2 separate regions of the Homo sapiens genome follow, and region 2 is linked to region 1. A link is an interaction called in ENCODE POLR2A ChIA-PET data of the cell type or tissue named here. Cell type or tissue: PC-9. All regions are shown on one strand. Each heading gives the region's core, and the rest is flanking DNA. Links, peaks and the distances in the headings are about the cores only. Region 1 overlaps TBL1XR1 (TBL1X/Y related 1). Region 2 holds the start of MIR7977 (microRNA 7977).

What was found. Peaks named below come from ENCODE experiments on the same cell type or tissue, not always from the same donor. Only the 100,000 strongest peaks of a DNase experiment are listed, where the experiment ranks them.
Region 2: POLR2A ChIA-PET joins it to region 1 with 6 read pairs; 2 of 35 experiments call an interaction of 5 or more read pairs at or near these places.

What each region holds. Positions count from the first base shown.
Region 1 is chr3:177,174,526-177,191,235 of GRCh38, reverse strand. The region is part of intron 1 of TBL1XR1 (TBL1X/Y related 1); the gene reads left to right. Among named protein-coding and RNA genes, the nearest start is that of TBL1XR1, 15 kb to the left of the region's middle. RefSeq lists a silencer at 9,461-9,755. In PC-9, for the core only: no CTCF peak of the experiment used is centred there; no DNase peak of the experiment used is centred there; H3K27ac peaks cover 723 bases.
Region 2 is chr3:176,513,363-176,530,072 of GRCh38, reverse strand. It overlaps MIR7977 (microRNA 7977), which reads right to left and starts at 14,970; the gene lies at 14,922-14,970. In PC-9, for the core only: no CTCF peak of the experiment used is centred there; no DNase peak of the experiment used is centred there.

The sequences.
Region 1 (16,710 bases), core at 844-3,343:
TGCTGGAGAACCCATAATGGATTCTCTTTGCCAACTGGATTGAATTTGTATGCTTCAGTCTGGCTTTTAAGAAGGTTCCATTCTACCTATTCAGCTTTATTTCTCACTCTTAGTTGGGATTCTTGCCGGCCTCTCAAATACGGTAGTTTTTGCCATACTCACTACTTTGCTTTTGTGCATGCTGTTGTTCCCTTTGTCCTTCTTATAGCCTAGTTTCAGTCCCCCTTCTTCCATGAATCCTTTTCTGGCCATCCTGACTCAGGATATTTCTTCTCTGAGATTCCATTGCACTTAATGAAGATCACAAATCCCATAACTGTTTATTGTTTTGTTGCCCCAACTACGATGTTTCTTGAACGGATGGACCTTTTTCCTTCCAGCATTTGGCAGAGTTCTTAATACCATTTTCATGTTAAAATGGATTGTGAGGGCCTGTGTTAAAATGGGAGCAGTGACAGCCCTGTTCCACTGTAATGTGGCAGCATCTTCTTTTTGAGTTAGACCTTAAAGATTTAGGTGTGCTATAGTCACATTTAACTGTTCATTTAAATTTTAGTGCTGCCAGAGTTGCAAAGGAAGAAAAATTTGTTAGTTTCTTAGATGAAAATGGATGGTTTTGACTGGGTACGGTGGCCCACGCCTGTAATCTCTGCACTTTGGGAGGCCCAGGCAGGGGGATCACCTGAGGTCAGGAGTTTGAGACCAGCCTGGCTAACATGATAAAATGTTTAGCTCTACTAAAAATACAAAAAATTAGCTGGGAGTGGTGGCACACGCCTATAATCCTAGCTACTCAGGAGGCTGAGGCAGGAGAATAGCTTCAACCCGGGAGGCGGAGGCTGCAGTGAACTGAGATTGCGCCACTGCACTCCAGCCTGGTCAACAAGAGCATCAACTCCGTCACATACACAAAAAAAGAAAATGGATGGTTTTGCCCTTTTAATTCTGGAATAGTAGCCACAGTACTGGGGGAAAACCTAGTCTAGTTAGGAATTGTGTCACAGTAAGTTGACTTTATCTGGTTATATATGTGTCAGGTAGTTAGGTATAATGATGCTTAAGATTTTGGACTCTTTTTTTTTTTTTTTTTTTTTTTTTTTTTGAGATGGAGTTTCACTCTTGTTGCCCGGGCTGGAGTGCAATGGCACATGCTTGGCTCACTGAAACCTCCGTCTCCTGGGTTCAAGCGATTTTCCTGCTTCAGCCTCCCCAGTAGCTGGGATTACAGGTGTCCGCTTACACGCCCAGCTAGAACTTTATTTTCTTAATCTGTTAGGTTTTTTCTTCATTATTTCCTTAGTAGTGTACCTAAGTTAAGATAGTGTTTTTAGATCTCACTGTTTTACAGCATTCTGACTGCACTGGAGTTTCATTTGAGCCATTACTATTAATTTATTAACATTCAGTATAGGATATATGTATTATACAATGTAAGTGAGTTTTATCTACCAGAAGAATGTCTCTTAACCATCTCCCTTCAGTAAATTTTTATGGTAAGACTGTGCTGTATTAGTTCCAGCCAACCAGGGTAATTGACTATAAAGGCAACTAATTTGGTGTTACATCCTTCTTTTTTTTTTTTTTTTGAGATGGAGTCTTGCTCTGTCTCCCAGACTGGCTGGATGTGATCTCCGCTCACTGCAACCTCCGCCCCCTGGGTTCAAGCGATTCTCCTGCCTTAGCCTCCCAAGTAGCTGGGATTACAGGTGCTGGCCACCACGCCTGGCTAATTTTTTTGTAATTTTAGTAGAGATGGGGTTTCACCATGTTGGCTAGGCTGGTCTTGAACTCTTGACTTCAGGTGATCCACCCACCTTGGCCTCCCAAATTGCTGGGACTAACAGGCGTGTACCACCACGCCCAGCTAATTTTTGTATTTTTAGTAGAGATGGGATATCACCTTGTTGGCCAGGCTGGTCTTGAACCTCTGGGCCTTGTTATCTGCCCACCTCGGCTTCCCAGAGTGCTGGGATTATAGGCGTGAGCCACCACACCTGGCCTGAAATTGTTATTTCTTATTTTTATTTTGAGACAAAGACTCATTCTGTTGCCTAAGCTGGAGTGCAGTGGCATGATCTTGGCTCACTGCAATCTCCACCTCCTGGGTTCAAGCGATTCTACTGCCTCAGCCTCCTGAGTAGCTGGGACTACAGGAACGTGCCACCATGCCCGGCTAATTTTTTTGTATTTTTAGTAGAGATAGGGTTTCGTTATGTTGGCCAGGCTGGTCTTGAACCCCTGACCTCGTGATCCACCCGCCTCGGCCTCCCCAAGTGCTGGGATTACAGGCGTGAGCCACCGCACCCGCCCAAAATTTTTAATATTTATGTATAGAATGTAAGCTTTTCAGCATGATTTTGAATCAAACAAAATGAGTTAGATTGAAAGCTCTGCTTTCTGAGAGCTTAGATTTGTAACTCAGAATTAGTGTGGACTGTAAGGATCATGCTGAAAGGTTAATACATTTTGGTAAACATAGAGTACCCAGATTCAGGAGATTTATGTGAAATGAATAGGTTTGAGGGATGAGGGAGGAGGAATACCTGTTGAACATTTAAACTGTGAAGTTTGCCACCTATTTTCCCCTTTATTGAAGGTTTCAGGAGGTAGAATTTAAAAAAACAAAACTCTGGGCTGCAAGGGTCAGAGATGGTCATTACGGTATCTTAATAGAGTAATTTCTTTTTTTTGACGGAGGTTTGCTCTTGTTGCCCAGGCTGGAGTGCAATGGCGCAATTTTGGCTCACTGCACCCTCCACCTCCCAGGTTCAAGCAGTTCTCCTGCCTCAGCCTTCTGAGTAGCTGGGATTACAGGCATGTGCCACCACACCTACCTAATTTTGTATTTTTAGTAGAGATGGAGTTTCGCCATGTTGGCCAGGCTGGTTTGAACCTCTGACCTCAGGTGATCTGCCCACCTTGGCCTCCCAAAGTGCTGGTGGGATTACAGGTGTGAGCCACTGTGCCTGGACAGTAATTCTTTTTTATATGAAATTGTATTCTCTGGGCCGGGCACGGTGGCTGATGCCTGTAATCCCAGCACTTTGGGAGGCCGAGGTGGGTGGATCACGAGGTCAGGAGTTCGAGACCAGCCTGACCAACATGGTAAAACCCCGTCTCTACTAAAAATACAGAAATTAGCCGGGTGTGGTGGCATGTGCCTGTAATCCCAGCTACCTGTTAGCCTGAACCTGGGAGGTGGAGGTTGCCATGAGCTGAGATCGTGCCACTGTATTCCTGCCTGGGCAATAGAGCGAGACTCCATCTCAAAAAAAAAAAAAAAAAAAAAAAAGGAAATTGTACTCTGGACTCTCAAGCTTTTTTTTTTTTCTTTTTAAATGTTTAAAAATTTTAATTACCTTAAAATGGTGGATTTTTTTTTAACTTTTTAATAAACTAGGTGTCAGTCTATTTGATATCTTCGGTATTTTGTCTGAGATCGGATGTGGAATCAATAAGTGCTTTTTTTCCTGATAACCTTTTGTGTTTCTCTTTTCTTCTCATTGTGTCTTTTTCAGCACAGTGGAGAGCGGGACATTGTAAAGAGACATTCAGTGACTCAGTTTTTGAGTGGATGCTTTTGTTTTTTGTTCTTAGTTTGCATCTGCTTGAATGGGGTAGCATTTTAACATGGGTCTAATATTAAGCAAACAAGTATTTTTAAACCAATTCTTTGTAAAGCCATGGTTACATGAGTAAATCACTTAGCTTCTATAAATGTCTATTAAGATGATCAGATGAAATGTTACCTGAAGTTCTCTTATTTGTGCAAATACTTGAATGAGTATACTCGATACTTCAATTCCTTTATTAAGATCCTAGGATTCTTTTTTTTTTTTTTTTTTGAGATAGAGTCTCTGTTGTCCAGACTGGAGTGCAATAGCACAATCTTGGTTCACTGCAACCTCTGCCTCCCGGGTTCAAGCGATTCTCCCTGCCTCAGTCTCCCGAGCAGCTGGGATTGCAGGCGCCCGCCACCACACATGGCTAATTTTTGTATTTTTAGTAGAGATAGGGTTTTGCCATGTTGGCCAGGTTGGTCTCGAACTCCTGACTTTTTTTTTTTTTTGAGACAGAGTCTTGCTCTGTTGCCCAGGCTGGAGTACAGTGGCACGATCTCGGCTCATGGCACACTCCGCCTCCCGGGTTCATGCCATTCTCCTGCCTCAGCCTCCTGAGTAGCTGGGACTGCAGGGGCCCGCCACCACGCCCGGCTAATTTTTTTGTGTTTTTAGGAGAGACGGGGTTTCATCCTGTTAGCCGGGATGGTCTCGATCTCCTGACCTTGTGATCCGCCCGCCTCGGCCTCCCAAAGTGCTGGAATTACAGGCGTGAGCCACCACGCCTGGCCGAACTCCTGACTTTTAAGTGATCTGCCAGCCTCAGGCTCCCAAAGTGCTGGGATTACAGGTGTGAGACACCACGACTGGCCATGATTTCAATTTTATGAGTTTTGACGGGGATCTATATGGAAATTTTTTTTAGAGTATTTAAGTACTAAAAATCTACAGCCTTTCATAGAGTAATAGTCTGGAAAGTATGTGACATGAGCATAAGCAAACACCTTGCCAGATGGGGTATAGTAATAACATATTTTAGTGGTTACCTTCAACTGTGAATAGAACACAGTTTATGGGTTAGGGAGAGATGTTTTATTCTCTTCCTTTAATTTCAACAGGCTAATTGGGAAGAGTGTATACTAATGTTGCTACATTTCTGTTTAGTGGCTATCATATGTCATTAACTCACAGTATAAGGCAATTGACTCATCTACTTTGGGTTTCTGAAATAAGGTAATGAGAATAGATAATGAATTTATCTTTTCTTTTTCTGCAATTACCTTTTTATGGGGCAGAACTTATAAAAAATAAGGATTTTAGGATACGATTTGTAGCTGTAGCAGTGCTCTTTGGCACTCATTCATATAACAATGTAATATACATGCTTAAGATTTTTCCCCTAGTAAAATGATGGGTTTTCTTTAAATTACTGTTCTCTGTCCTCTTTAGTAACGGATATACATTTGTAAAATTACAGACTGGGGTTAGGAGTGCAGACTGTTATTGTATTGTGTTCTTGTGCAAAAAAACCCCAGGTGTATCATGGGAATACATCTTTGACCTTGGACTTCCTTGTGTCCTGCTGGCAGAGGTCACTAGTTTTGACACCTGGTGAGAGATGTGAAGTGTTCCTTTATTTACTTATATTTATTTATTTATTTATTTGAGGCAGGGTCTTGCTCTGTCACCTGGGCTGGAGTGCAGTGGTGTGAACATGGCTCACTTTACCCTCCAACTCCTGGGCTTAAGCAGTCCTCCTACCTCAGCCTCCTGAGTAGGTAGGACTACAGACGAGCAGCACCATGCCCAGCCAATTTTTTTATTTTTAATTTTTTGTAGAGAGAGGATCTCACTATGTTGCTCAGGCTGGTCTCGAATTCCTGGACTCAAGCAGTCCTCCTGCCTCCCAAAGTGTTGGGATTATTGGTGTGAGCTGCTGTGCCCAGCCAATGCTTCTTTTATATATTTATTTAGATTTGGTGTTTGATTTTTTTGTTAATAAGGGACCTTCTCAAAGATACTTTTAAATGAAAAGACAAAGGGTCAGAAAATACTGGTTTTTTTTTTTTGGAAACAGTCTCATTCTGTGACCCAGACTGGAGTGCAATGGCGTTGATCTTGGCTCACAGTGACCTCCGCTTCCTGGGTCCAAGTGATGCCCCTGCCTCAGGCTCCTGAGTAGCTGGGACAGGCTCATGCCACCATGCTTGGCTAATTTTTTTGTACTTAAGTAGAAATGGGGTTTCGCCATGTTGGCCAGGCTGGTCTTGAAATCCTGACCTCAAGTGATCCATCCTCCTCGGCCTCCCAAAGTGCTGGAATTACTGGCGTGAGCCACTGCCCCTGGCCGGTTGGCTGCTATTTTAACTTAAGGGGTAGAAGACTGGAAAGGAGGACACATGCAATACAGTGTGTATGAGTATGTGTGTATTTATATATGCTTGTTGTGTGTGCTTAGAGTGACTCTAGAAAGCTGTGGAAGAGACTGATAACAATGCTGTTGGGGTAGGTAGATTATGTAGTCAGATGTCAGAGAGACTTATTTTCATGTGTAACCTTTTGAACTGTTGATGTTCTTATTACCATTTTGAAAAAAAAATTGAAAAATCGAGGCATGTGGTTAAGCTTTTAAAAACTTTATTTCTTTGGATTTGGATAGGATGGTCAAAAGAAGGGGGAAAATGATGTTAATTTCTCCTGTGCTTTTCAGTCAGTTCTTAAAGAGCTGTAACTGTATATTTCTGTAAACACTTATTTTCATTTTTCAGACTTGTTGGCAGAATTAGAGTAGTGGTATGATTAACAAGTGTTGTTTCTGTTTCATGACTGGGTCCTTAGACCAGTGGTGAATCAGTGATGATTTTTTTTTTTTTTTGAGCCACAGTCTTGCTCTGTCTCATCCAGGCTGGAGTGCAGTGGTGCGATCGGCTTACTGCAGCCTCTGCCTCCAGGGTTCAAGTGATTCTCCTGTCTCAGCCTCCTGAGTAGCTGGGACTACAGGCATGTGCCACCATACCTGGCTAATTTTGTATTTTTAGTAGAGACGGGATTTCACCATGTTGGACAAGCTGGTCTTGAACTCCTGACCTAAGGTGATCCACTGGCCTCTGCCTCCCAAAGTGCTGAGATTACAGGCGTGAGCCACCGCACCTGGCCAACTGGTGAATTTTGAATCCTATCCAAGCTTGATACTTAGAAAATAATTTAGTGCAAACTTTAGGAGGTTTTGGTTGTCCAGAAGTACTACATTTTGTCTTATTTCAAAGGTATTGCTTTGCCAAGGGTTTGGACATTAGGTGAATATTGGGGTTCTCATAGTGGTTGACTTTAATAATTATAGTATTTGGCACAATGGGATTTGTGGAACTATGGCTTCTGATACTGCACCGATCCTGTCATGACTTACAAACTTAGATGTATGTGTTATTGATGTCAAGGTGACAGATATATTAGATTTTAATGCTATTTTTGGTTGCAGTTGGTGTCATTTGCAATTGTGTCACTTGCAGCTTTTTGTTGGCTATTTAGTTTACCAGTAAAGGGGCTTGCCTTCTAGTTGTGCTCATTTTCAACTTCAACTGGAGCAACCTCAGAGAAAGGGAGCACCTGTTTTGGTGCACAGAATTGTGCTGCACTGTGACTTTGACACTAGCCTTCCTTTGAGGGCACTGTCATGGCCCTCTTCTCAGCAGTAACAGGAGACTAGGTAGGAGAGTCTTTGTCTCATTTTTGGCAGTGAACTCTCAGTATGTTACTGTGGTGAAGAGCTGGTCTCGAGCTCCTGACTTCAGGTGATCCACCTTGCCTTGGCCTCCCGAAGTGCTGGGATTACAGGCGTGAGCCACCATGCCCGGCCGATTAGATGTTTCAAGAAAAAGAAGATTGTACCTTTCTTAAAAATAAAGTTTTTTGGTCGGGCGCAGTGGCTCATGCCTGTAATCCCAGCACTTTGGGAGGCTGAGGTGGGTGGATCACCTGAGGTCAGGAGTTTGAGGAAAAAATTCGCAAGGTGTAGTGGCGGGTGCCTGTAATCCCAGCTGCGGAGGCTGAGGCAGGAGAATCACTTGAACCCGGGAGGCGGAGGTTGCAGTGAGCCAAAATCGCACCACTGCACTCCAGCCTGGGTGAAGGAGTGAAACTCCGTCTCAAAAAAATTTTTGCTTTCCGGAGTGGAATCCCTACTTTTCTCCAGGCAACACTGCTCTGGTTGACAACTGACAACTGCTTTATCAGTCACTTCAAATATATATGTTAAATTTTACACAAACGTTAACATGGATTCTCACTAAAAATCCATATGGCACAACACAGGGTATGTATACATGCAGAAATAACTGAAGGGTTATCAGGAACTTATGCACACACATTTTCTGTACTCTTCATTTAAAAACATGCTTTTATAAACCTAAATGAATTTTATTACTTAATTTTATTCAGTGAATTTAGAAAATACTCGTTCAAAGGAGTATAGAATTGTACTTTTCTACTTTTATGGATTTAGAGTCAGTACTCAGAAACGTCGACGTTCTGAATGACAGAGCATGGATGAGTTACATTTATTGGTGCTAATGTCTTTAGGTTGTATTCTGAAGCTGTATGAGGATTCTGAAGTTATGGTGCCTCAATTTTGTAAGGCATACATAAGAAGTAAGATACAAATGATAAGGAATTTTGATTGCTCTTAAATGTAAATTTAAGAGTTTTGGAGGGAAAATCTGAACAGCTGTAGCTTAGGAACCCTGAATGCTTCTCATAAAGGACAGTACTTAGAAGAATGACCATTATATAAAGTTTCTTATATCCCATTAGAGAAGAAGTTTGGATAATTATATTGTTTTAAAAAAATTTACATGCCATAACATGTTGCCTGCATGAAGTTACACTATTTGATTGAAGATTAAGCATTAGGCTTCTTTCCGTGACAGTCTTAAATTAACATCCTTGCCAATGATGACCACTAGTCATGTGTTTCTAGCACAGGCCTCTCCTTGATTGAGAGTTATTTGTTGCCTCATCTCACTAGGCAGAGATCCTTCCTTGAAAACAGGTCTCTCTCACCCATCTTGACCCTCAGCATCTGGTACAGTGCCTGGCACTCTTTAGCCTTTCCATTGTTGAGTTGAATCCTATGAGGCTCTGACTGAGGTATACGTTTGCTAGTACAGTAGACTCTTGTTGCTTTTGTGAGTGATTCACATATACAAAACTGGAAAGGAGATACATCCAGTTTCACAAATTAATTGTCCTTAGAACTTACTGTGTTCCTGCTGTCAGAGTTTTCTTCTTTTTCTGAGACAGGATCTTACTCTGTCACCCAGGCTGGAGGGCAGTGGCACGGTCATGGCTCACTGCAGCCCTGAACTCCCCGGGCTCAGGTGGTCCTATCACCTCAGCCTCTTGAGTATCTGGGACTACTACGCCACCATTCCCGGCTAATTTTTGTGTTTTTTGGTAGAGATGGGGGTCTCACTATGTTGCCCAGGCTGGTCTTGAACTCCTGGGCTCAAGTGATCCACCTGCTGTAGCTTCCCAAACTGCTGGGATTACAATAGGCATGAGCCACTGGGACTGGCTGTGCTGTAAGAATTTTGAGGGTCTGCTTGATAACCTGGCACCCTGCTCTTTGGTTTTTGTCATCTGCAGAATCCTTTTGGCTTGAAAACAGTGTAGAACTTGCTAGGGGAAACAAGGAATATACTCAAAATGTGGGTAAAAGATTCAAAGACCTTGGCCTGACCGTAGCAGTTAAACCTGAATTGGGGTGTTATTTGGGCTTGCCCACTTCTTCCTGATATTTATGTATTCTGCAGTCTCTTTAGACCCTTCATCATGTGTGTGTTTTTTTTTTTTTTTCCTAACTTGAACCCTTACGTTTACCTGATACTGGCATATGATTCTTGCCTGGCTTTTTTTCTGATTCATGGTCTTGCATACCCAGTCCATACATCTACTGCTGCCCTTCTCTTTGACTGTGGTTTTCCCTCAGAGGTCAAAGGATGTGTATACTCTGTGTCCTTTGTCTCTTTAAACCAGTTGCACAAGTGATTCTGTGGCCCAGATTGGTTCTTCCGACCTCCTCCTCTCCTGATCTGCTAGCATGGAATCTATCACAATCTAGCATGGGGACATCTTGTATTTTCCCGTGTTTTCTACTGTTGAGTGTAGGCTGGCAGAGGCGTTCTTTTTTTTTTTTTTTAAGACGGAGTCTGGCTCTGTCACTCAGGCTGGAGTGTGGTGGCATGCTCTTGGCTTACTGTAACCTCCACCTCCCGGGTTCAGGTGATTCTCATGCCTCAGCCTCCTGAGTAGCTGGGATTATAGGCGTGTGCCACCACACCTGGCTAATTTTTGTATTACTAGTAGAGATGGGGTTTCACCGTGTTGGCCAGGCTGGTCTGGAACACCTGGCCTCAAGCGATCCACCCACCGTGGCCTCCCAGAGTGCTGAGATTACACCTGCGCCAGTTCAGATTTTCATTTAATGACAATGAGTTGCGACAAGACAGAGTTGGAGAATAGAGGAGGTTCAGAGTTGGAAGAAATGGGAGTAGGTGATGGCAACACCGAGTTGTCAGAGTGAGCTGAGGCAACATCCTCTACTTCTAGCTCACTGATGAAAATATCCAGGATAGCGGGTCTGGGGTCCAGTGCCATGGGTCACGCCTCTAATCCTAGTACTTGGTGGTAGGCCGAGGTGGGTGGATCACCTGAGGTCAGGAGTTCAAGACCAGCCTGACCAACATGGTGAAACCCCCGTCTTTACTAAAAATACAAAAAACTAGCAGGGCGTGGTGGCCTGTAATCGTAGCTACTCCAGAGGCTGAGGCAGGAGAATCCCTTGAACCCAGGAGGCAGAGGTTGCAGGGAGCTGAGATCATGTCATTGCACTCCAGCCTGGGTGACAAGAGCAAATCTCCGTCTCAAAAAAAAAAAAATTCCAGGGTAATCTGAGATCTTGGTATTTAGAGACATTTGGTTGGGATGAGGGGTCTTGGTAGATTTGATTCTGTTATCATTTGGAACCTTCCAAAGTAGAGGATGACGCATTTGTTTTTGAGCTACTTTCTAGAAACCAGAATTTACTGTCAGAGAATATAGGATTTTCGGTTTTAAAACTTTGAACTTAAAATGATTGCAACAGTATTTTAGTGATATTCTAAAAAATATTTAAAAATAAAAGTTTAAAAAAGTCGTCAGCAGATTAAAAAAACTCCAAGGAGAGTAATATTTAAATGAGTAACATTTTTGTTTTCCTCTGAATGTTGTTAAAACAGACAAGGTACTATTAAATGGGGGGGGGGGGAATGAACGTATTTATGGGCTTTTCCCTTTTTTACCCTTTGTTTACTTGTCTGTAGATTAAAGTAGGTACTTTAATCTTTTGTATCTCTGGGCTCTGTTTCTTGTAGTGGGTATGCTTTTTTTTTTTTTTTTTTTTTTGAGACGGAGTCTTGCTCCGTCACCAGGCTGGAGTGCAGTGACACGATCTCAGCTCACTGCAACCCACGCCTCCCGGATTCAGGCAATTCTCCTGCCCCAGCCTCCCAAGTAGCTGGGATTACAGGCACGTGCCACCATGCCTGGCTAATTTTTTGTATTTTAGTAGAGATAGGGTTTCACCATGTTGGCCAGGATGGTCTCGATCTCCTGACCTCATGATTGCCTGCCTTGGCCTCCCAAAGTGCTGGGATTACAGGCATGAGCGACTGCACCCAGCCTGTAGTGGGTATGTTTTTTAATTTGTTGCTTCTCTACTTGGTTTGTTCCCTTTTTTGTGTCAGATATGCTGGTGAATCTAGCTGCCTCATTTTATCTAGCCTCATTTGCCTTTCTTGCGTTTTCTTCCAGATGATTCATGTGTATTTTGCTAGTAGATATATCGGTTGGTTGGCTCCTTTGTTCTGACAAATCAACATAGAAGTGACTTGTTACAAGTGAGAACTGGTAATGACAGGAACCATAACAGCATGCTAATGGTCTTTGATAAATATGGTGAATGCACATGGTAGAATTTAAAGGTCTTGGTTTGAAGCCCTCCCAAGAGTAGTTGCAACTTTGAGGTTGGGTTTAGGAATAACTTCTGCAACCTTTAGCTTCACTCCTGGGAGAAACTTTGGATACATTTTACCTGCCTCTCTTGAGCTTCAGTTCCCATATTTGCAAAATGCCATGACTTATCTCTTAAGAATTTAGTTAGAATAAAACAGATACCGTAAGTTAAAAGAATACTTGGTTGTGCTCCAGCGTGTGTCTGTATCCGGAATAGGCTCATATGTAATTGGTAAATACGAGAATTATGTCAGTACAACAAGGAGATTGCTCTGGTTCATACGTGATTTTCCCCAGCATATTCATGTTTTGCATCAGGTAACAATAGTCGAGCTCAAAGTACACTAAGAGCTGAATGAAACAAGCCATGGTGGCCACTTGTGAATTCTTCCTGTTGGCCTAGTTTGGCCATGTTTTTAGTCTTTGAAGTTTTTGGAGGGGGTTGTTGTGCGATTCTCCCCCATCTCTTCACAGCCCCAAGTATCTTTTTTTTTTTTTTTTTTTTTTTTGAGACGTAGTTTCGCTCTTGTTGCCCAGGCTGGAGTGCAATGGCGTGATCTTGGCTCACTGCAATTGCCACCTCCCGGCTTCAAGCAATTCTCTTGCCTCCGCCTCCCGAGTAGGTGGGATTACAGGCACCCGCCACCACACCCGGCTAATTTTTGTATTTTTAGTAGAACGGGGTTTCACCGTGTTAGCCAGGATGGTCTCGATCTCCTGATCTCAGGTGATCCACCAGCCTCGGCCTCCCAAAGTGCTGGGGTTACAGGCGTGAACCACTGCGCCTGACTGATAATCAGGTTATAAAAGAAAAGAAACCACAGCAGTTCCATGGGTGAAGAATATTTATACCCTACCCAGTTTGATCCTGGAACCTTTTCCACAACTTGTCTTAAAATATGGTCCCATCTCCTTTATTTTTCCAATAGATCGCTGGATTCCTGTATAATTAGGGCTTCTCCATGTTGGTCAAGCTGGTCTCGAACTCCTGACCTCAGGTGATCCGCCTGCCTGGGCATCCCAAAGTGCTGGAATTACCTGCTTAGTGTGCTTCCTTCACCTGAAAGTTGTATCTTTATTAGGAACTTAATATTAAACATTTTTATTTGTATTTTTATTCACATTGCCTTTGTTAATATTTTGGTTACAAAGTGGCATAGGGATGGTCTTCCTTTTTTTTTCTCATAAAGTGCTTGTTACTTTTAGCATGTGACTGTGTAAAGTCAAGTTTTCCGGGAATGCTTATATTGTTTTATAGAGTGCACAGAAGAAACATTTATACTTATTTTTAAAATCTGGTACTATATTAGATGCCCAGTAAATGTCATTTTCTTCTCTTTCCCCTTCCTTTAAGGGTTTTTGATCACACTCAGTATAAAGTTCAAACATCTTAGCCTATGAGGGTCCCTCCTCCCCAAACTCTGCTGTGCGATCTGGCCCCTGGCCACCTCACAAACCTTATCTTGTTTCACCTTGTTCACCGTGCCCAGCCATTCCAGCTCCACACCCACTGAACAAGCTTATTCCTGTCTCAGCGTCTTAATTACTTTGTTCTTTGCCTCATACTCTGCCCTGAGATTGTTATATAGCTGATTCTTTTATGTCATTCCCTCTCAGTTCCAATGCCAACACCTCAGAGAGGTTACACTGAAATTACTGCCCACCCGCGGCAGTTTTCAGCCATCAGACCCTTATTCTCCACGTTGCAGTTTTGTCTCTCTGAAGTAACTTTGATCATTGTTTTTTTTTTTAAACGTCCCTCCAGAATTTAAACTGCATGAGAACAGGGAGGGGCTCTATTTTATGTGTCATTCTGTCTGCAGCTACCTAGAACAGGACCTAGCAGGTTCGTAATAAATAGTTGAGTGGATTGTTGTCTTAGGTATGTTTTCATGATTAGCTGGTAGTCTTAAATTGGTTCATCCTTATAATTAGAGTACTGGAAATAATTTATTAAAAGGTTAGCATTTAGGGGAGGGTCAGAAGAGGTTTTACTAAATGTTGAAATTTGGAAGCCCAGGGACATATGTGAGTGCCATACTTAAAGATGGCAATCGAGTCAAATAATAGAAAAAACGGGTAAATGGATAATTGATGGACCAATCTGAAAATGTGCTTTGTACTGATGATAATCATAAATGAGAAGTTAATGTTTTATTTTTATTTTTATTTTTTTTGAGATGGAGTCTTGCTCTGTCGCCTAGGCTGGAGTGCAGTGGCGCAATCTCGGTTCACTGCAACCTCTGCCTCCTGGGTTCGAGTGATTCTCCTTCTTCAGCCTCCTGAGTAGCTGGGATAACGGGCGCACGCCACCACACCCGGTTAATTTTTGTATTTTTAGTAGAGATGGGGTTTCACCGTGTTGGTCAGGCTGGTCTCGGACTCCTGACCTCGTGATCCGCCTGCTTTGGACTCCCAAAGTGCATGGGTCAGAACTCCTTTAGTTATATGATAGAAACTTCATGCAAACTTTTGGCTTAAGTTAAAAAGGGTATTCATTGGCATTGGCATATGGAATCCAAAAGTGGACTGATTGATTGGGAAGAGCATTGAGTCAGCTGGGATTTAGGAGCAACCGGAACCAGACCCATTTGGATGCTACCAGTAATCTCTGTCAACAGCCCTGCTATTTTCCTTTTTCAAAAAATTGAGATGGCTTCCCTTTGTTGCCCAAGCTGGAGTAAAGTGGTGCGATCACTGCCTCCTGCAGCCTTGACCTCCTGGGCTCAAGGAATCCTCCCACCTCAGCCTCGTCAGTAGCTGGGACTACAGACGTGCCCCACCATAGCCAGCTAATTTTTAAATTTCTTTTTTGAGACAGAGTTTTTCTTCTGCCCAGGCTGGAGTGCAGTGGCGCAATCTTGGCTCACTGCAACCTCTGCCTCCCGTGTTCAAGTGACTTTGCTGCCTCAGCCTCCTGAATAGGTGGGATTACAGGCATGCGCCATCACGCCTGGCTAATTTTTTGTGTTTTTAATAGAGATGAGGGTTTCTCCATGTTGGCCGGGCTGGTCTCGAACTCCTGACCTCAGGTGATTCACCTGCCTTGGCCTCCCAAAGTGCTGGGATTACAGGTGTGAGCCAGCTTGCCCAGCCATAATCAAACATTTAAATAATATTAGCATTTAAGAAAATTAACCAGTGGCTCACACATGTATTCCCAGTACTTTGGGAGGCCGAGGTGGGTGGATCATCTGAGGTCAGGAGTTCGAGACCAGCCTGGCCAACATGGTGAAATTCCGTCTCTATTAAAAATACAAAAATTAGCCAGGCATGGTGGCGCAAGCCTGTAATCGCAGCTACTCGGGAGGCTGAGGCAGGAGAATCGCTTGAGCCCAGGGGGCGGAGGTGTTGCAGTGAGCCGAGATCGCACCACTGCATTCCAGCCTGGGCGACAGAGCCAGACTCCATCTCAAAAACAAAAAACAAGAAAATTAACAAGTTACATATTCTGAACAACTTATTATTTTATTGATTTTTATTTATTTTACTTTTTAAATTTTCCCCCAGATATCAGTGCTGCAAATTTATTTATTTGTTTATTTTAATTAATTTTTTTTTTTTTTTAGAGACAGAGTCTCGCTCTGTTGCCCAGGCTGGAGTGCAGTGGCGCTATGTGGGCTCACTGCAAGCTCTGTCTCCTGGGTTCACCCGCCATTCTCCTGCCTCAGCCTCCTGAGTAGCTGGGACTACAGGCGCCCACCACCACGCCCGGCTAATTTTTGTATTTTTAGTAGAGATGGGGTTTCACCGTGTTAGTCAGGATGGTCTCGATCTCCTGACCTCGAGATCCGCACGCCTCGGCCTCCCAAAGTGCTAGGATTACAGGCATGAGCCACCGCGCCTGGCCTGAATAACTTATTATTTTAATGCTTCATTAGGTCACCAAAATAAGTAAATGGGTTGCCATGTAGAATAAGCCTTTTGTGACTTAAGATATTTGTTTCTGGATTTCAGTTGCTTCATCCTTAACACGTTATGTTGAATCTCTGAGAGGTTTTTTCTGGACCTAATGTTCTTTAACCCTATGATTGCATATATAATTTAAAAAATTAAGTGTGTTCACCCAAATTACAGGGAGTGTGTACAATACTGATCTCTGCCTGCACTGGTTTTTCTTAAAACATTTGCGTTTTCCAGGCACGTTCTCAATTTTGAATACATTAGTCTCAAAATATTTTTTAGATATCTGAAGAGGAAACTTCTATTTTATTCATTAAACTTGTGAGTTCAGGTGCATTTGTTACATTCTGTTTCATGGAAGAGAGAATTAAAATAATATCACCAAACACATTTTTGAGAATGATTTTTTTTCCTTTAATATCTTTATTTTCATGGTATGATTCCTGAATGTCAAAGCCAATTCTTCAGCAGCTAAGCTTTTATTTTGCTTTGTCTTGGAAATTGTGTACTAAAACTGTGTTTGTTAAGTAGTACAATACAATGTTATTCACATTTATAATCTTCTAAATACTAAAATAAGTTTCAGGAGCTGCTTATATTAAGTGCTAATTGAGAACCAGTGTACATTAAAATAATTTACCATAAAAAATAAGACATGAGAAGAAGGCAGGTGTCAGGGAATAAAGATGCCAAACAGTTTGGTCTTTTCTGGCAAACAGTTTTGTTTATGTCTAGCGTACAGTTTTTAAGTTGGTAAATGATGAGAAGGAGCTGGAAATTGGTAAGCAGGGCTCATATCATAAAGTGACTTCTTTGCTGTGCCTAAGGACATTCTTCTGACCGTAATAGGAACTAGTGAAGGATTTTAAACGGAACGGCAGGATTATGTTTCAACCTTGGATGTGTAGTGTGTGAAGGATGAGATGAGGATTTGGGAGGGAAGGGCCTTAGCTCTGGACAGGGGAGAAAGTTGAGCTGGTAGTAGTGTAATAGGTGTGAATGACACCAGTAATTCTTGGAGTATTGCAAACTAGTTCATGTTTCTGAATTCTGCAAAAAATGCAATTGGAGATTCATAAGAGAGTGGTATTGAAAAGAGCTAAGCATCCGGGTCTCCTTTCTGGCTTGCTACTGCTCCTCTTTTTCTGGGGAACAGGAGTATGAAGATTGGGAGTTTGTTGGGATGGGGAATTAATTT
Region 2 (16,710 bases), core at 7,546-10,045, 670 kb after region 1:
CACCTAAAACTGTGGGTGGAGTGACACAAGCACCCCTGTAGCCACCACCACAGTGTCTGTGCTGGGTCAGACCTGAAACCAGCACAGTGCTGGGTTTTGACCAAAACCTGCTATAACCACTCCCTGGTTACTGGCCCAGAGTATGTCTAGAAATGTTGTCTGGGAGCTAGAGCCAGGAATGGGGGCCTCTTGACTCTGACTGATGCCCTATCCTGCTGTAGCTGAGCTGGTATCCAGGATGCAAGACAAAGTCCTCTTCACTCTTGCTTTTCCTCTCCTCAAGGGGAGGGAAGGAGTCTCTTTTGGAGCTGTGAGCTGTGCAGCTTAGGGGAGAGATGCCAGCCCTCTCTTGCTATCCCAAGTGGTGTCTCAGTATGCAGTGTCCCCACCTCTGCTCCCTGCAACTGTCTCTGGGACCACTTCAGCCCTAGGGCTTGCTGTCCTTATGGCCTAGATTGCCTTTCAAGTTTACTTAGAGACCAAGAGCATTTTGGCCCTCAGTGGAAAGGTTTGTGGGTGCTCAAGTTCAGACCATTGGGATCATTGATGCCGCTCTAGCTAGGGCTGGTTTTAAATGCTCCCTCTGTGGGTAGCGTTAGCTGAGTTTGCTCTGGGTTTCCTTTCCGCTCTAACAGAACAGAACAGCACAGAGTTCAATGTCTCACAATTGCTCTGTTCTTTCTCCCCCAGTGCCCAGAGATGCTCTCTGCACCACACTGCTGCCGGAGGTTGGCGGGAGGTGGTGTGGGAGTGCCGAGGGGGGAGTGGTGGCTTTGGTGATTCAAGACTGTTTTTTTCTATCTCTTCAGTGCCTCTTTTAGCAATGTGAAGTTAAAGCCAGGTACTGTGAGTGCTCACCTGATTTTTAGTTCTTATGAAGGTGTTTTTTCTGTAGAGATAGTTGTTAACCTGTTCTCCTTGAGTGGGGGTTGGGGGATAATTGAGGGAACTTTCTATTCTGCCATCTTGCTCCACTTGCTGGTCCTTAGCATTTCTTAGCAATAAAGTGTCTATAAATTAAGGTATGTATATTGTTTTTTAAAGATATAATGCTATTGCACACCTAACAGACTATAGCATTGTATAAATTTTATATGCACTGAGAAACCAAAAATATTTTTGTGACACACTTTATTGCCATATTTGTTTTATTGTGGTAGTCTAGCAGAGAATCCACAGTATCTCTGAGATATGCCTATATTCTGAAAGGATCATTATGCTTGGATCAAGCTATGGAAACTGCAAGGTTATGCTGAGACTGTGGATGAAGTTTCACTTTACTTAAAGGTCATTCTCAGAGACAATAACCAGAAATATCTGGAAAATTATAGCGTACCTGTGTCCTACTGAGTCAAACTTTCTGGAAGTAGGGTCTTCAGATTATCATTTTTACTAATTCCACCGTGATTCTTGTGGGCACTAAAGTTTAAGGACCATTGTGCTGGTAGATGGGAAAAAGGGGCTAAACTCATTCTCTCAGCTTAGACCATAAGGCATCTGATGATCGGTGAAAGATAGCATCTTTTTATATTTTCGCCATTTTATATGGTTTGAGTGTTTGTCATCTCCAAATCTCATGTTGAAATGCGATTTCCAGTGTTGGAGGTGGGGCCTGGTGAGAGGTGATTTGATAATGGGGGCAGATCTCTTATGAATGGTTTAGCACTGCCCCCTTAGTGATAAGTTAGTTCTCACTCAGCTCACACAAGATCTGCTTGTTTAAAAGTGCACGGCACCTCTCTTTTCTCCCTCTTACTCCCTCTCTTACCATGAAGTGCCTGCTCCTGCTTCACCTTCTGCCATAAGTCAAAAAAGCTCCTTGAGACCCTCACCAGAAGCAGAACAGATACTGGTGCCATGCTTCCTATACAGCCTGCTGAACCATAAGCCAATTAAATCTCTTTTCTCTATAGTGATGCAAAAATGGCCTAATATATCATTCTACTAGGAAGAGAGGAATTTAGATAAGACCCTCCACTTTTTATTGAGGTCATACAAGCACACGTGTGGCCTGGGAACAGAGATAGTAAGTGATGCCTTACAAGTCACATTATGTATAGTCAATATTCTTCACATTGTTTTTCCTTTTGTTATTCTCCAACACTTATTTAAGTGTTCCAGACAGCCTCAGCAGGGCAGGTGGAGCAGGATGTGTAGGGCACTGTTAAGGGGAAGTATCCTCCTCCCTGAGGATGACTGTAGTGGCAATTAATGAGACCCCAAGGGAAAAGGGAACCTTGGGGACAGAGCAAAGTCATGCAGTCCAGGTGCTTCCTACACTAATTTTCCTTCCTTGTGCCGACCATGAAGGATATTTATTTGTTTACTTTCATTAAGGAGAATAGAATTATTTTAAGAGACAAGCCTAGAACAAAATATTCCCCAAAATATTCCCTGGTATTCAAGACATGAAATCTCTCAGCCACCCACTAGGAAGCCGTTATCTTTTTATTATGTAAAGTGAGAAGAGTTGCTTTTCCTCTGTCTATTCATGTAAACATTTTGAGATGTTACAATACTACAAGAAATGGGAGGTAGTTTCTTTGTGAGCTATTACTCATGTTTATTTCTTAAGGATCAACAAGAAATTTAGCTGAAATGGAATATAATAGGAAGCAGTAGTCTCAAAATGGAACCAAATATACCATACTGATTTGCATTAAATTGACTAACATTGCTATTAAAGAAACAAGTCTTAATTGTAATTCTTCATCAAATTATTCATTTTTATAAACTAAAGCTTTTAGACAGTGCATTAATGAGATCCAAATCAATCTAACAGGGAGCACAGGAAGCAATTAAGTTTAGTATGGAGAGACTGCAGGAAAATTACTGATAGTATAAAAGTTTTCTCTGACTTAAAGAGAAATGCTTTTAAATAATAGTAAGGCCTTTCAAGATAATAATCACCATCTTGCACAAATATAGCTGCTATAAAATTAACTTTCAAACCATTTAGATCTATCATTGTCCTTTTATTCACATCTTCAAAGCACTAGTCTGATAAAACACCAGAAATAAATCATGGGTTTTTTTTTTTTTTTGATGTTTATATGGCGTAAGCTAAGATTATGACTGGAAAAAAGTAGTGGATACAGCATTGTCCTGGATCCACTGGTTGTTTTTATTTTATGTAGTCAGTAAAGACCAGAGCATGAGAAATTATCAACAATGAGGTCAAGTTCCACATGGCACAGAGTGGGTACAAATAAAATGATAACACAAATGAAAACATCCAATAGTTTATCAGTCCTCTTAATGCTGTTTTTGCATTAACTCTTCTGCCTTATTATAAATCATAAACATTCTGCAAAGCTTGTTCAACTGTAGCTTAATAAAATATTTTTCTATTCTTTTAATCATATATCACATCTGCCTGCTACCATCTTTTTATACTTGTCTTATTACAGTTAGAGTTAATGTAATATTATATGCATTTTTATACATTCTTATCCCCAACTATTCTCCAGGTTCTTTATGGTAAATGCTATGCCCTATCCACCTCTGTACTTCATGTTCTTCCTGGCACATACTGCTCAATAAATGGTGAACTAATGAATAAGGACATTGAAAAATGCATCTGGCTTGAGTCCCAGTTTAAATATGAATTTGAGTCTAAGCAGGATTAAGACATATCTGGTGATCCGGAGGGACAGACTTGCCAAAGGCCCATTTACATGAGGAATGAGGAAAAGAGACCTTATCACAAAAGAGAAAAGTATCTGGCATCATGAACTTGATCCAAGAAAGAGGCCTTAGTGGTTGGTGGAGTGGGCTAATTGTGAAGAAAGCATGGGATTAGACATTGTCCAAGCCCCACTTCTCAATGGACTCAAGTGTGAGTCTTCTCCCTTGAATAAACATAAATGGGCTCTTTCCCTGAAAACTCTTCAAGCACTGAGGCATCAGTGTTACTGCTCAGATGCTTTTTAAAGTGTTGAATATCAGAAGAGGGAGAGCCATTTTTCTTCCCTACCACACAATAGAGCAGAACTACACAATGTGGTCCACGGATCAGTGTCAGTCTATATGAGTTGGTCCATGATGAGATAAGGAATTTGAATCAGAACATAACTTGGCCATGTCAATGAGGACATTGTTTAGTTCAGCTAATATTTTTCTTTTAATACTAACAAGATAGGCTTGACGAAGGAGGAAGAGTGTTCATTTACATTCTGGCAGAATCTCTTTACTCTTCTTAACTGAGAGTTGGTGCACTGGTTATTTTGAGAAACACTGTAATAGAGAACCATGTTGCTTTGACATCTCCTGGGTTCCAGAGCATTCCTTATGGTAGCAGGAGATAATAGTACTAGTAGTAGTACTACTCAGGGCATTTACATTAGTGGAAGGAGCATGGCAATTTTTAGTGAGAACTGTGGTATCCATTACAAGATCAGAGATGTCAAATGAGTTTGGACTGGTTTGTGATCATGAAATATCTCCTGGGGACATTCTAATGTATTTAAGGAACAATTTTAGTGATATAAAGTTACATCTGAGGCGATACAAGCAAGAATCAGTAGTCTGTGTGTCAGTATTGTAGCTTCTTGAAAATAGATGACAGAGCTTCTAAGACTGACATCTTCTCCAAATTTGGGCATCTCATCTTATTATGGCCTTATAGCACAAAGATACCCAGGGGATGTAGTTGCAAAAATGGAGGGTATTCCTTATAAAAGGGTGAGGATGGCAACTCTGGATGAAAAGAGATGCAGTAAAAGTAGATAATAGATCAAACGAATAGAGGGGAATCAAGTTAAGAAAAATATTAAAAGATTTAGAAAACAAGGAGATGGATATCGTATATACAGATCTTGTAAAATCTATGTATTTTTTGAAGGAGGCAAGCCCACATTTTCTGTATGTATATATGTTTGCTATTTTCATATGCATGTAATCATTAAAAAATAACAGAGCCTGAAGGTTTCTTGATAATCAATAGTTGATGAATGGTAAGATTTTTATAAACCCACATAATACATCAAAATCAATTCATTACTGGAAAATTATCATTTGAAATTGGCAAACATATTTTCTGTCTCTAGGTTCAAGATAGCTACCAAAAGATTAACTGAATTTTACTCTAAAGACAAATCTTTAGTTGTCACCAAACAGAATGCATATTCCAGTGCCTACAAGACAAAAAATTTCTTCGAATTAAATTCTTCTTTATCACCTCCACCAATAACAAAGGGTATTCGTCAAGTGACAATAAAAATAATCGTTTATATGCACTGTCTGTCTTCTATAAGTACCTACAACCTAACACGAAGGTAAAAATGTAAGTGAAATCTTACATATTTACATGGAAAAAATGGAATTAAATCTGTAATTACCAATCATTAGTCTGTGTAGACCTTTGCATCTATGGGGTATTTGGTACATAGTAAATATTCAACAATACTCAACGTAATTAAATGAAAAAAACATAAATTTGAATAGTTGAGCTGATTGGGCAGAGGGATTAAGAGTTCTGAGGCTAAGCAGGTCAGCCTCAGAAAGCCCTCATTTCCTACTCCTGGATCACCTGGTTTGACCCTAATTTTATGTTTGTTTGCTAAGATTTGGCATCCTTGCAGATGAGCATTTAGTTAGAACTTGACATTTTTGGTGTATCTAAATAAGAGCACACTGTTCCTGCCTTTTTAGCAATCCCAGAGATAGTCAAATACCAGACAGCGTGATGGGACCTCAAAGACCTATTTAGTTTAATCACCTCATTTTACAGAGAAAGAAACTAAGGTCCAGAGTAGCAGACTGACTCATCCTAAATCATACTATCGATTTTTTCTCCCTTAGGTTACTTGTCTTTTCTGAACAGTTGCTGGTAAAAGATAATCCAGTAACCCCTTGTCAAATAAAACTTACAGGAAGCCCTTGGTCTGGACGGAGCTCCTGCACTATGTCCAACAAATCAAACCAAAATGGAGTCACTCATGCTGAAGTTCCACACCAACATGCCAAAACTAAGTTGTTATCAGACTTCCCAAGAAGTCAGGAGAGAGAATAGCCACATCCCCACAGACACGTTTTAGCTGACGTGATAAAGAAGTCCCCTCTGCTGAAACCTTTGCAAGGAAAGTAACTTTGAAATTACCAATCTGCTTTTTGTTCTGTTTCTGCCTTCCTCAGCCTTTTTCTGTCTACAAAGCCAACCTCCTCTGCTGGGCTTATTGGAACACTCATTCTACTTTATAGAATGAGATGTTGCCTGATTCTAGAATTGTGAATAAAAGCCAAGTAAGAAGATCTTTATGCTAAATTTGCTGTGATTTTATCTTTTGACACCTCCCAAACACATTGCTGAATCACCATGCACAAAATGATCATCTACACAACATTCAAATTGTCTGGCTTCAGTAAAATCATCTGCTTGGTTCCAAATGCACTCTTCCTTTACTTAGTGTATTTCAAACAACTGACAACAGACTACCTCTGTCCTGGCTCAGCACTGTCTCATAGTTTGGAAATTTTACAGTTGACTCCTTCCAGCCTCTTTTCACAGTCTGAATTTGCAATGACTTTCTCACCATTAGGCCTTTTGCAAACTCTTACCATGTGGGAAACAACAACTGTCCTACAAATATCCATCACTATTTCATATCCATGCTGGTATTGGTTTTTGGTCCTAGGCACATTCAGTTCTAGGACTAAGTCCATCCTCCTTTTCACTAGGATGCCTGTAACCTATCTTACTTTGCATCTCTCTGCAATGGAACTTAAATTACCTGACTTGGTATGGGTTTATGAGCAAGGCACTGAGAGTAATTAACATTTGAATAAGAGCTACCTGTGGATTCCTCTATTTAACAGCTGTTAAATGAATTATTTGTCTGCTACAAACTCCAGGTTGGCAGATTGAGTATACCCAGGTGGAAATTACAGTGCACACATACAAGTGGGGATTAAATGGATTGTATAGCATAAATCAAATCAGGTTGCAATTTTGAAATCTAGACAGTAATCCCAATTACTTCTGAGGGATAGCCCATAGAGCTAGATCAATATATAACATATGAATACTCAAAGATACTTCAGTATTTAATGGTCCCAGCTCTACCTGCCAAACTAGGAATTGACTGAGATCTTTTGACTCATCTAAACCCAAAAGAACAGAATCACCAGCACTATCTGTTCTTGTTAGACAATATTAATTCCCACATTTCAAATATGCCTTTCAATTAAATGCCTTCATAGATGGGTTACAGAATGTTAATAATTTTGGCCAAAACAGCGGTTTTATCATAGCATGCAAGATTTTGTGTTTTAGTGTTATTATTTACAGCTCCCATGGAGAACAGACTGTTCTACCATGTTGTTAAAAGCCAAAGTGGAGAATAAATTGTTATGTTAAAGAGACTGTGCTGACTAAACCAAAAATAAAAGATGTGGCAATTACTCATTGAATGCAAGTAATTTAGAAACCAAGTCACTCATATCTAAAAGTGAAAATCTGTACTTATAAAATCCTGTCTATGTTAATCCAAAACATGCAGACAGTGTTGAAACATACATATAACCAGTGTGCCCATAAGACACTAGAATTTGAATTATTTGAAGATAATGATGCTCAAAGAAGTCAAATATTCAAACTAAAATATTTAGTGTCATATATTGGCCCTTTACTAATTGCTGTAATATATTCTATCTTTTAATCCTTGCAATCACCCACTGAGTACTGCCATTTACTTGTAGAGAGTGAAGCACAGAGGTGTCCCATAACTGGTATAAGGTCACAGAACTTGGTTGGAAGAGCTAGCATTGAAATCATCCCCAACAAAATTTTATAAAATCAATTAAGAAAAAATATAAAATAACATCCTATTAGGCTTCCAGCAGCAATCGCTAAGCCAGCTTGCCCTTTAGCTCACTTCCTTGTAGCTGGTTGCCACTTACTAGCTAGCCCAGGAAAACGTATCCCTTGTCACAAGACTCTTTGTTCTTTTTCAGTTCTAGACATAAAATCAAAGACATAGTGAAATGACAGGCATTCTGTTTGAGCTTCTTCTTTAGGTTCTGCATATTAATGGATGCCAGCTGGTTTGGAAGGCCTAGTAAGAAGCTGACTCATGGAGGAATGCAGTTACCATATCCTGATAGTTTCATCCCCCTTAACCCTGACGAATTGATGACCCCAAATTTTCCAGCCTCTCACCCTCCACAAATCCCCTTAAAAGCCTTTGCTCAGGACCCCTCAATGAAACGGATTTGAGCACTTGAGAGAATTCTTCCCATTTCCTTGTTTGGCACCTTGCAGTTATTAAACTCTTTCTCTGCTGCATCCCCACTGTCAGTGAATTGGCCTGCTGCTATGCAGCAGACATACAAACCTGGCAGCCGTTTAATAGAATTTATGCAGGAAGACTTAGTCCTCAACCTCTCTAGCCGTATTGCAGTTAAATCTCCTCTTAGACACATTTTTGTGAAGTGAGCAACTGGAAGGGAAATGGAAATATGTAGATAGATTCCAGTAATAGCTTAGTGGTAATATTTTGAGGGGTAATGTCAGCAGCCTATTGTAACACAGGCAAGAGTTGTGAAAAGCCTGTCTTCATCTGAGGTCTCCATGGTCTCACTGGGCTTTGCCTCCTCCTTTCAGGCCTTTTGTTCTGCCTTGGCTTATATCTCTGATAATGTCTTCAATTGCTGTGCTTTGGTTAATGGAGGTTGTTATTTTTAAGATTTCAACAACTGAAAATTAATACTCTTTAAGAAAATCTTTTTTGTCTTTTTTATTTTGTGTGAAAGTATCAAATATTCTTACCCTTCATCTGCACTGTTCTTGTAAATGGCACATGTTCTATTTAGTACGATGTACATTGTTTGATGTTCTATTTGCCATTAATATTTTTTTCACTGTTTTGGAGTGTTTTTTTAAAAAACTCAAGAAGCATTCATCATAATCTGGGCCTTGAAAAATACTAACACCTTCTTATTACGGTTACCAATATGTAAATTATGTGAAGGAAATAAAAATATTTCACACCAAATTATGGCTCCCTGGTACAATGAAAGTTTTAAATTAAAAATTATTAGAGATCAACAAGTGTTTTAAGAGACTTTTCCCCTATCTACATAAAGATAGGACTGACTCACCAAGAACAACTGGTCCTGTTCCCCACCCTGTTATCTCATTATCTGTTGCAGAAAAGAGGACCCAGGGTATAACCACACCTGTACAGACTCTTTTTCAAGAAAATGACTGTTTCCAAGGATCATTTAAATACTATAAGTAACTATTTACAAGTTAGTTTCTGTTCCCTGATGCAATTTTTCTCCCTGGTAATCATTTACTGCCCCTCAATATAATTCATCTTCTCCCATTCCTCTAACCTGTTTGCCAGGATCTGAGCCCCTATTCTTTCCGTAACCTCAACGTGGTATCTAAGCTTCCGCATCTCATTGGGAAGTTGAGTCTTCATTCTGAAGGCTGCTGTGCATACAGGTTAAATAAATTTGTAGTCTTTTCTCCTATTAATCAATCTGCTTTGTGTCAGTGATTTTTCAGTCAGCCTTTACAGGTCCAAGGGCCTTCACCCTCATGGATGAAATAAATGTATTTTAAAAATACATTTTATTAGCACTAAAACTTATTTTTGTTTCATTCTGATCTGAAAAATCCATAAACACAGCATGAGTAGCAACTTCTTTCATTTAATTAAAGCCATAATTTTGTATGTAAAAAAAATCCATAGTATAGCCACATATCTAGATTGTAACAAATATCCAAATTGTGGAGTTTCGAGAAGGTTTAATGCACTGGTATTAATGGAATGTTTCCCCGACACTATTATTATTTAGAAAATTTCATTCCTATCACATCTTACCTTTGTTTTAACTAGCAGTTAATGAATAATGAATAATGGATGTGAAAGACATTCCTTTACTTAAAATGAGAAAAGCCTATTAATAAATAAAAACATAAAATTAGGTGTGAAGCAATAACACATTCAATAATTAGCAATATACTGTTATACATTAATTTCTACAGCAACTAACCAGAAGCTGAATAATTTAGCTTAGGAATGATATCACCTACTTTCTTTGGGCAAAACCTAAAAATTTGTTCTTATAGGATGTCTTCCAATGGCACTAGCTGTCAGAAATAGGCAAGATTGATGAGACAGAATTCTGGAGTTCAATACGTTTGACAAGAGAAAAAAAAGAAAACTACCTCCCTTTAATATTGGGGTCAGGTCATCAAATTTTTGTAAATAGTCTCAGAATATACAGACTGGCATAATTTTTAATTAAATATTAACATGTTCTACTATAGAACAATTTAGAGATTTTAAAGTGTTTACAGGTGAATTAACTGATCCATTCTCAAAATAATCATTTGCGGAAGGAAGACATGTGTTAATTGTTCCATTTTATGGAACAGGAAATAAAGACTTAGAGATGTTCAATAGTAGTTTTCTTACAGTGGAATGGTTCAGAAGTAAGTGAGATGGATTTTTATTAGTCTATAATCACTTAGAGATTTTAATTATTATCATGAGATGAAAATCCTAGTCAAACACTTTTGGAAAAGTGAAAAAAGAAAGTTATGTTTGGAAAAAGAAGGGAAAAAAATTATAAGGGACTTTGGAGAGAGAGCTGCAGTTATTTGAAAATCAAAGATACTTTTTAATGGGAAGATCCATGCTGGAGCAGTGTCAGTATTGTGTCTGTTGTTCATTAGGCTCTGTTATAAGGGGAGGGGTGGGAGATTCTGAATGCTCATCATCACGCCCAAAGGAAAGGATGGGGTGAAGCTGCTCTGGAAGTGGGCTAATGCTTTCGGGAGTGCTGAAAACTCAGGTTCCTACCCTTCATCCCATGAGGAGCAGAACTGATTGCTTTCCCTATTTTGTATGAAAATGTAGATAGGAAATGTTGCTCTCCTCTTAGTTGATTATACTGCTAAGGTAGATTAAATCATTGCATTTAATCATCAATGGACTTTTTGTATTATAATTATGCATCCATGTCTTTTGATATGCAACTTTGCAGTGCTACCCACTGAAGAAGGTATATTTTCCCACCTGCTAAATGTTGAGCTTGACCATGTGATTTACTGCAGCCACTGGAATGTTGGTAAAGTGAAAAGTGGCCTGTTAGGGGCCAGATTGAGTGGTATCATGTGTTTCTTCTCATCGTCTGTGGTCTTACCAATTGCTATGAGAAAAAGTAGTAGGTAGATACTGGTCTAAGGTGAATGTGTATTTACTTGAACCTAACCCACTGCCTGGTGCTCAGCCTACCCATTCAGAGCCAACTCATTAAACTACAGAAAACCAATACCCAATGTAAGCCATTGAGTTTTGAGTGGTTTGTTATGTAGTGCCAGGGCAGTAATAGCTAGCTAATATAATCACCATCCATTTAGTATTCCAAGCCAGAAACCCGGGCATCATAGCTGTTGAGTTTTGTTTATAAGAAAAATCATGCTATGATTTTAAAAAATACATTATTATTATAAAGAATGTATGTAATAAAGAGAATTTTAAAAAGAAAAACAAGCATAAGATGCCAATTTCCTACTGCACAAGAAACAACTATCTTCAACATTAGGTGAGCATCATTGTAGACATACATTTTCTTTTCTATAAGCTTTTTAATTTTATAATAGTATTAAATATACAGAAAAATTACAAAAATAATACTGAGAATTCCTTTATACCCCTCATCCTGTCTCCTCTATGTTAATATCTTAGATTATCATGGTACGTTTATCAAAACAAAGAAACCAATATTGACACATTACTAGTAATGACACTGAACAACTTATTCAACTTATCACTATTTTCCTCTAAGATTCCAGAATCCCATGCTGGATACCATATTGCATTTAGTCATCACGTATCCTTAGCCTACTCTGGTCTGTGACAATTTCTCAGACTTTCCTGATTTTTTTTTTTAATTTAACCATTTTGAGGATTACTGATCAAGTATTTTGTAGACTGTTCTTCAATTGGGATTGGCTGATCTTTTCCTCAAGGGTAGACTAGGGTAATGGGTTTTGCAGAGGAAGAATACATGAGCAAAGTGTTGTCAACACAGTAGATCCAGGTGCAAGCTATCAACATGACTGACCATTGATGATGTTAACCTTCACCATCAAACCAAGTTTGTGTTTGCCACAATTCTCCACTGTGAAGTTATTCCTTCAATTTCCATACTCTACTTTTTAAAACGGATATCTATGTTTACATACTTTTTGTCAAAATAATACATGCATATCAATTTGAAAGAAATAGAATTTCAAAGCTTTAGAAAACATTCAGTGGTTAAGCTCTATCATTCTCATCACAGAAGCAACTACTTTTGATGATTCTCCATTCCCACCCCAAGAGCTAGTTAATCACAAACCTATTTTCTGTCTCTACAGATTTTTCTTTTCTGAAAATTTCATATAAGTGGGATCTAATAATATGTGATCATTTGATCTGGCTTCTTTTGCTCAGTATAATGCTTTTATAATTTTATCCATATTATGACATATGTTCATTTTTTTATTGTTGACTAATATTTCACTCAATGGATATACCAATTTTTGTTTATTCATTTATAAGTTAATGAACATTTGAATGGTTTCTATATTTAGGCTCCTGTGAATGCTTCTATGAACTTTGAGATGTAAGTCTTTCTGTGGAAATAACTTTCACTTCTCTTGGGTAGGTATTTAGGAGAGAAACTATTAGGTCACATAGTAAGTTCATGTTTAAGTTTTTAAGAAGCTGCCAAACTATTTTCTGACTGCCTGTATCATTTTACATTTCCATCAGCAATATATGAAGTTTCTCCATTTCCCTACCAACTTTTGTTATTTTTGTCTGTCTTTTATGTTTATAGTTATTCAAATGCGAATGAACTGGTATCTTACTATAGTTTTAAAGGGTACTTACCTAATAATTAATGATGTTGAATGTCTTTACATGTGCTGATGAGTCTTTTTATTCTTTTTTGTAAATTGTCTATTTAATTTTTTTGTTTAAGTTTTTATTGAGCTTGTTGTCATCTATTTGGTTCTTTACATATTCTGGATGTAAATGCCTTATCAGAAACATATTGCAAATATTTTCTTCCAGTCTGTGGATTATCTTTTCATTCTGTCAGCTATTTCTTTAGAAGTACCCAAGATTCTAATTTTGATGACCAATTTGACTATAGTTTATTTATTTTAATGGATTGTGGTCTCAATGTTATATTTAAGAAATTATTGACTAGCCAAGGTCAAAAAGATTTTCTCCTGCATTTTCTTCTAAAAGTTTTACAGTTTTAGCTCTTACATTTAGATCTTTGATCCATATTGAGTCAATTTGTGTGCATAGTTTGAGATAAAGGCCTAAATTTATCCTTTCTGCATGTTGGATATTCAATAGTCCTAAAATTAGTTGTGGAAAAGACTGTCCTTTCTCATTGAATTGGCCTGGCAAATTTTTTGAAGAAAAAGTTGACACAATTAGAAGGCTTTACTTCTGGACTCTCAGTTCCATTACCTTATTTATAGGCCTATCTTTATGTCAGTACCACACTATTTTGATTTCTATAGCTCCATAGTAATTTTATTTGTTTGTTTGTTTATTTATTTATTGAGACAGGGTTTCGCTCTGTCCCTGGGCTGGAGTGCAGTGATGTGATCTAGGCTCACTGCAACCTCTGTCTGCCAGGCTCAAGCCATCCTCCCACCTCAGCCTCCTGAGTGGCTGAGACCACAGACATGTGCCACCATACTTGGCTAATTTTTGTATTTTTTGTAGAGATGGGGTTTTGCCATATTGCCCAGGTTGGTCTTGAACTCCTGAGCTTAAGTAATTCACCTGCCTAGGCCTCCCAAATTGCTGGGATTACAGGTGCGAACTGCTATGCCTGGCCTACAGTAATTTTAAAATCAGAAAGCTCTTTTTGTTTAATTAACGAAACTTCTTTTAAGACAACGATAAGCTTTAAACATTTTCTTTTTTATATTATCTCTCTCCTCCAGTTTTTGTTTTGTTTTGTTTTGTTTTCCCAGTACTTTTCTTTCACAAAAGAAGCCTTCTTCAACTGTTAATTCTTGCTTATCTTCTCACGTTTAAAGACGGAGATTTTAAAAACTGTTTGAAGCTCTGAACGCATAGGTAAGACTGGTATACTTTGAGCTTCATTGCAGGATGATGTTTCAACTATAGTCACTGTTTGAGCATAAGTCAGGGAATAATTTATAAAATATTTGGCAACATTAAAATAATATGTCTTCTTTACTGGGAGAAATCTGCCACTGATTTTCTAAGCGAAGAAGCAGAAAGCACATGGGAAAAAATGATGTCACTGCCATCTTGACACGTTTGAAATCACAAATTATAGAAAAGTTGTATTCCTGATCGAAGAATCACTAGTATTACAGGAGTTATTAAGAAATTATTTTAGGCAGCAAGAGAGGGGAAAAGAGTCCTTGGTAAGGCTTTTTCTTTTAATAAAAAAGCAAGCCCCAAAACATTTCTTTTCTAACAGAAAGTGGCCTGAAAAACCAGACCTGCAAGCATTGATATGCAAATGCTGGTGGCTAGAAGCCAGGTCCAACCAATATGGTGGTTCCCGTGACTTTTTCTTTGTTGCCACGTATGCAGAACATCATGGTGACCAGCCAGGTAGCCATATGTGCATATTTAAAGGCTAGGGTGGGAGAGCTGGCTTTTTTGCAGGCTATGTGAATGACACACCTGGTCAAACCAATCCCCTGGCTCCTATGCAAACCAAACACCACGTCGTCCAGCCTCCCAATATAACCGACTGCTTTCTGCTACATGTGGGGTTTTCCATTTGGAGCCCTCCTCCCTCTGTATGAGGGAGCTGTTTTCTTCTTTCTTGCCTATTAAACATTCCACTCCTTAAACCACTCCACGTGTATCCGTGTCGCTAATTTTCTCCGTGCGAGAACAAGGACCTTGGGTGTTTCTCCAGACAACAGACCCATATCATTTTTGGTGCGTTGGCTGGGAAACCAAGGTACAATATCCATTGGGGTTGGTGAGCAGAAGAGCAAACTCAAAACCTGTCCTTTCATTCCGAGGCTCTTGGCTTCCATTTTAAAATCAAATCAAATCAATAACAGCATCTGTCAACCATCTAGATATGCTTAGTGTGGCTGCCATTCTTAAAGACTCGCATGTCAGCCTTGCTGGGGAGAACATGAAGACCCCCCTCCCTCCAATACCCTGGGTCATTGGGAATGTTGGCCGTGCTTCAAACCAGCTTTTCTGTTCATGGGGAAAATTAGCCATTGCATAAGGCGGGGAAAAGTTCTGAAGCAACTGAGAATTTCTGGCCAGGGCATTTCCTAGTGTTATTCAAAAGCTTCTGGACCGGACTCAGCCTCCAGCAGCCTGCCCAGGTGTTGGTAAAAGATCCCCAGTTATCCTGTCGCAAAACTTTTTTTCTGTTTCTATCCACGGTCGCTATGCCTCTTATTCTCTTTGTGTGTCGAATGTGTGGGAATTTTTACAGCCTAGGGAAGTAATCCTGTTAGGCAAGATCAGGAAATGCTGTAATAACCGGGGCTATAGCTCAGGAAAATGCTGTTGCAATCTTCTAGGAACAGAGGTCTCTGAAACCCCGGTTGTGAGATGAGTCCCTACTATGCTGCTGGTGGCACATAGTATTCCTAAGCCAACAGCGCCACCTAGTGGAAATAGACACCCTCTTCATAAGACGCATTGCTTGTCCGCTACAGTCCACCGCAGCTTCCTAATTTTTCCTTTTTGCCCCTTCCTACTGGAAACCAGGCTTTATGCTGCTTCTGTGAACAGGAAAATTCTGCCTTCAACAATTAGGAGTAAATTGTCCTCTGCAGCCAAATTTGAGTCCTGATCCTGTCCCATCAACAGGAAAGTCACGATTAGGCCCCCACATCCCTTTAAGGAAACTATTCTGTCTCCAATAAGACAGTCCTTAATTAGTAAGGGGATTTTAAGTCTGAAAGTTAACCAGAACCATTTTTCTAAGGGTTAAGGCTTTAACACGGGCCATAGTAGCAGGCAATCTAGCACATTCCCTCCATTAAAGGACACTTGCCTTTTATATAATCTTTCCCAAGGTCAATTTTTTTTAAGGGAGGCACACAGGTCACACAAGTCTAGGAAGTCAAAGGGAAATCACAGGCAGAGGACTAGAGCTACTTGAATGAGCATGACTAGCCCCAGTTGCTTGGTTTCTTTGGTGCCATGGCTTGGAGGGTCACACATACAACCATGGGCAGCACATTTAACAGGGTGCTGGGACCCAGGAACCAAGGAAGGAAAACAGTTGGGGGGACGCTCCCACTGTCTTCTTCTCCACTCTGGGTTATACAGAGAGAGGAAGGAGACAAAAGAGACACCTTTTTCTCACTTCTCTTTCTAGATGGGTAACAGATCATGTTCAGCATGTACTCCCCTGGAGTATATTCTAAAGCACTGGGACTGCTTCAACCCTGAGACTTTGTAGAAAGAGCACCTCATATTCTATGGCATAAGGGCATGGCCTTCTTACCATCTTTAAGACAGACAAACCTGGCCTGCTGGGGGGAGCCTTCATTTTAATACTGTCCAACAATTAGATATTTTCTGCAGATGGAAGGACAAATGGTCTGAGATACCCAATGTACAGGCTTTCTTTGCCCTGCGAGACGACCCAGACCTTTACAAGCTTTGTACAATTGACCCAGTTCTTTTAGCAGCATGACAGGCAAGCCCACAAGGAATA